Regions from separate parts of the Homo sapiens genome. Here region 1 is linked to region 2. A link is an interaction called in ENCODE POLR2A ChIA-PET data of the cell type or tissue named here. Cell type or tissue: PC-3. All regions are shown on one strand.

The links. ChIA-PET counts read pairs that join two places held together with the same protein. Peaks named below come from ENCODE experiments on the same cell type or tissue, not always from the same donor. Only the 100,000 strongest peaks of a DNase experiment are listed, where the experiment ranks them.
Region 1: POLR2A ChIA-PET joins it to region 2 with 12 read pairs; 3 of 35 experiments call an interaction of 5 or more read pairs at or near these places.

The regions. Positions count from the first base shown.
Region 1 is chr9:6,427,507-6,430,006 of GRCh38, forward strand. All of the region lies in intron 2 of UHRF2 (ubiquitin like with PHD and ring finger domains 2), which reads left to right. Among named protein-coding and RNA genes, the nearest start is that of UHRF2, 16 kb to the left of the region's middle. RefSeq lists an enhancer at 1,700-1,819. In PC-3, no CTCF peak of the experiment used is centred here; no DNase peak of the experiment used is centred here.
Region 2 is chr9:6,079,122-6,081,621 of GRCh38, forward strand. No RefSeq gene overlaps it. Among named protein-coding and RNA genes, the nearest start is that of RANBP6, 65 kb to the left of the region's middle. In PC-3, no CTCF peak of the experiment used is centred here; a DNase peak (open chromatin) is centred at 1,390; H3K4me3 peaks cover 1,117 bases; H3K27ac peaks cover 810 bases.

The sequences.
Region 1 (2,500 bases), 350 kb after region 2:
TGAAACTCCGTCTCTACTGAAAATAAAAAAATTAGCTGGCTGTGGTGGCGTACGACTAATCCCAGCTACTTGGGAGGCTGAGACGGGAGAATCACTTGAACCCAGGAGGTGGAGGTTTCAGTGAGCTTAGACCGCGCCACTGCACTCCTGCCTGGGTGACAGAGCAAGACCCCATCTCAAAAAAAAGAAATTTTAATCTGAAGTTATTTATTGCTCAATATCATTATTTTGCTCTGTTTGATAACTGAGCAATATTTAACCAGTTTCAGATATTTTCATATGTTATTGCAAGAAACTAGATACCACTACTACATATGGAGAGCCTATGAAAGATTGTACAGAGGCTGGGTCCATCCATTCACATTATATGTGCATTTAACATAAATTGAATCACACTGGGTCTAGATTGGGAACTAATTTTCTGAAGCAAGATGGACATTCGAACCTAAGTTCGTTTTAATTTTGGTTTTTGTGTATGGAAGCTTTTTATGATGCCAGAAAGATCGTACTTTCAAGTGGCTGTCATCCTGGACTAAATAATGACTGTTTAGAATGATGATGGTAAGCCTTTACAGTTTAGCTGAGCATGTGGCACTGTTAAACTTCTTACATGTTTTCTTATGCTCATTGTATAATAGAAAGTACTGGAAAGAGGAGAATTATCATTGATAACTTCTTATTTCTTTTGTCCACAGTACAGTTCTTGATGTTTAACCTTTTTGATTATGAAATGTATTAGACAATACAAAGAGCACGATCACTGTCTATAAACACCATCCAAGTTATGAAATAGAATAACAATACTCCCAGGAACTTACCAGGTGCCTCCTCCTGATTATAACTCCCTCTTCCCTAGTTGTAACTGCTACCCAGACTTCTATGGTAATCATTTCTTTGTTCTTTACTAACTTTCTTATTAATATTAACCTTTAACAACCTATTAATAATCTTTAACTTATTTATGCAACCCTAATCCCTAATTTTCTGGTTTCTGAACTTTATGTAAATGGAACCATATTGCTTTTGCTTTTTTTTTTTTTTTTTTTTTTTTTTTTTTTTTTTTTTGAACGATCTCATTCTGTCACTTGGCTGGAGTGCAGTGGCATGATCATAGCTTACTGCAGCCCCAACCTTCTGGGCTTAAGCGATCCTGCTGCCTCAGCTTCCTGAGTAACCGGGACTACAGGTCTGTGCCACCATACCCAGCTAATTTTCAATTTTTCGTAGAGACAGAGTTTCACTATGTTGTCCAGGCTGGTCTTGAACTCCTGGGTTCAAACAGTCCTCCTGCCACTTCCTCCCAAAGTGCTGGGATTACAGTGTGAGCCATCACACCCAGCCCTGCATTTTAAAATTTGTGATTAAAGAAAGATGGGGCCGAGTGTGGTGGCTCATGCCTGTAATCCCAGCACTTTGGGAGGTGGAGGACAAGTGGATCACTTGAGGTCAGGAATTCGAGACCAGCCTGGCCAACATGGTGAAACCCCATCTCTGCTAAAAATATAAAAGGTTAGACACTATGGTGGTGGATACCTGTAATCCCAGCTACTCAGGAGGCTGAAGCAGGAGAATTGCTTGTACCTGGGAGGCAGAGGTCGCAGTGAGCCAACATCGCACCACTGCACTCCAGCCTGGGCAACAGAGCAAGACTCTGTCTCAGGAAAAAAAAAAAAAGGAAGATGGTACAATGAGAGAACAATTTTCAGAGTTGGAGAACCTGTATTCTCAGCTTAACTCCCACATTTTTTACCTGTGTATCTCTTGAGCAAATGTATTTCATGTCTGGACCTCATTAGAAAATGGGAATTATTTTGTATTATAATTAAAGGAGGTAAAGTATGTAATGGTAAACAGCTAATGTTTACCAGCAGTATGGTAATAAGACTGTACTCTGAGGTTTTGTGGTTTTTTTGTTTCTGTTTCTTTTAGACAGAGTCTTGCACTGTCATGCAGGCTGGAGTATAGTGGCGGGATCCACGCCTGGCTAGTTTTTGTGTTTTTTAGTAGAGATGGGGGTTTTAGCCATGTTGGCCAGACTGGTCTCGAACTCCTGACCTCAGGTGCTCCACCTGCCTCGGCCTCCCGAAGTGCTGGAATTACAGGCATGAGCCACTGCACCCGGGCTATACTCTGAGTTTTAATGAGTCTTAACATTGAACGTATATACTTAGTAAGGAGACAGTTGTTTCATTTGTGTGTACTATATGCTTGCTGGGTTGGCACGTTACATGAATTTTCTCACTTTATTTCAAATACACTGCAAGATGCTGGGACAAATTAAGTAACTTGTTCATGGTTACACTTAGTGGGTGATAGATGAAGAACTTGAACCTAGGTTTACCTGCAGAGCTGGAGTGTTTTCTGCAAAACAAATGGTACCTAGCATATAGTAAAACCATCAAATATTTGCTGTTGGTATTTTCTTTTTTTAATGATTGCCCCTTGCCTCCCATACTTCAGGTTTTAAAAATATTAGATATTTGGACAGGGGAAACTTTTT
Region 2 (2,500 bases):
GAAGCACCCCTCTGCGCAAAAGTAAAATTGCTTGGTTAAGAATCCTTTGTTTGAGTGTTCAATTTCCTTAGGATTTTGGGCATTATTCTCAACAATTCTGGTGCCCAAATTCTGGGGCTCAAATACTCTCCTTTGGGAAGGGGGTCTTTGGTCACCTCACCCAGGGGTCCCACTGTCTTGTTATGGTGGCCAGAGGGTGAGGGGGGTCAGGGCCCACCCATTGTGATGAATAAATCTGGGTTCTCAGCAAAGCAGGGAGGAGAGGCTTGCAAGACCGTGGCAATAAGAGGACCAGGTAATTCTTGTGCATGGAAAAAGGTAGGAGACTTCACAAAGGTGACAAAGTATTTCCTTGGTGGTCAGGATAATTTGGAGTTTGACAGTGTGTGAATGGGGCTAAGCATTATGGTTGTGTGGAGTGAGTGAGTCTTCTCTGCGGTTTCGTGTTGCCATCTATCGACTAGGGGCAGGAAGAGTCACAGTAGACAAAGAGAAAGAAGGGTACAAGGAGCCTCCAGAGGGGTGAGCTATAGGATATGCAGGAAACCCTTAACGGGAGAGGCTAAGCCTCCAGAAAGGGGGAGGTAAGACACCTCCAACACAACAGGTTGAACCCCCTCTTAAAGCCTCATTGAGCCTCTAGAAAGAGGGGGGTAGACACCTCTAACAGGAGAGGTTAGAGCCCCCCATAACCCCTAAGATGGGGAATGTTTCATGTAAGACAGGAAAACTAAAGAGTCAAGAGAGCAATGAAATTCCTTCTGATAGCCCCTTGGGGCTTATGCTAAAGTATTGGAAAGATAATGAGAGGACCAAGTATAAACGAAAACAGCAGATGATAAAATATTTTTGTTTTATTTGGGCTCGAGAACCCATCCTGAAACCCTCACTTTTCTGGCCAAAATTTGGGTCAAATGAGGAGCGGATTTGTCAGCTCTTAATTGAGCATGTTAATGATAAGAGCCCTGTTTCCCAGGAAGAAATTGATTACACCCTCTATTGGTGGCAGGGACCTATCCTCCTTTACCCTTTAGACTCCGGAGGGAGAAAGCCAGAAGCCAACCCCTCTGGCAGGGAAAGAGTTCCCATGTCTAGACAACCCACACCCACTAACACGTGGGACCCTCTAGATCACCTTCCTCCATTCAGTGCCCCCATCCCACTCCTCCAGTTCCTGTTTCAGGTCCCTCCCCTGCTTGTGTCACTCTTCCAGCTGCCCCCAATCCCGCCCCTCCGGTTCCCGTTTCAGGTCCCTCCCCTGCTTGCGTCACTCTTCTGGCCGCCCCGATCCCGCCCCTCTGGTTCCCATTTCCGTTTCAGGTCCCTCCCCTGTTTGCATCATTCTTCTGGTTGCCCCCCAGTCCCGCCCCTCCAGCTCCCGTTTCCATTTCAGGTCCCTCCCCTGCTTGTGTCACTCTTCCAGTTGTTCCCGATTCCGTCCCTCTGGCTGCGGTTTCGGGTTACTGCCCAGCTGTTTCAGGCCACTCCCTCACCTGTGTCACTTGCCCGTGTTCCATTCCCCCAGCTGCTGCTGCAGATCCCTCCCCGACCTGTGGTTTCTATACTCATATACTCATATTGCTCCTCCTGCCTATAATCCTCACTTTGCAGAATTACCATCTTGTGAGCCTGCCCCCCTCCTCAACAAAACTATTAAGTATCCCTCTTTAAAGGGGCTTCAATGTGAAATAGAGCAATGTAAAAAAGATATTCGAAACTTTCCATTTCCCTCCACACCTAAAGAGCCAGATCCAACTTTCTTTCCTCTAAGGGTGGTACCACAAGGACAGGGGGTGGCTATTGGCTTTGTAAACTCTCCCTTGACCAGTTCAGAAGTCCAGAATTTAAAAAAGGAGCTTAAGCCATTATTGGATGACCCTTATGGAGTAGCAGATCAAATTGATCAATTTCTAGGGCCTCAGATATACACTGGGCTGAGTTGATGTCCATTTTGGGTGTCCTCTTTTCAGGGGAAGAACGAAGTACGATTCGGAGGGCTGCTATGGTGGTTTGGGAATGTGAGCACCCTTCTGGTCAAAATGTTCCTCCTGCAGACCATAAATTTCCCACCCGAGACCCCCAGTGGGACAATAACAATGCAAATCACTGGGAAAACGTGAAGGACCTAAGGAAGATGATAATAAAAGGAATTCGAGAATCAGTACCCCGAACTCAAAATCTTTCTAAAGCATTTGATATTCAACAGGAAAAAGATGAGGGACCTGCTAGATTCTTAAACAGATTGAGGGAGCAAATGAGACAATATGCAGGCCTTGATTTGGAAAACCCCCTTGGACGAGGAATGTTAAAACCTCACTTTGTTACTAAAAGTTGGCCAAACATTTCAAGAAAATTACGAAAGATAGAAAGTTGGGAGGACCAGCCTCTGAGTGAACTGCTCAGGGAGGCTCAAAAAGTATATGTGAGAAGAGATGAGGAAAACAAAAACAAAAACAAAAGACAAAACTCATGTTTTCTGCCTTCCAACAGATGGCTCCAA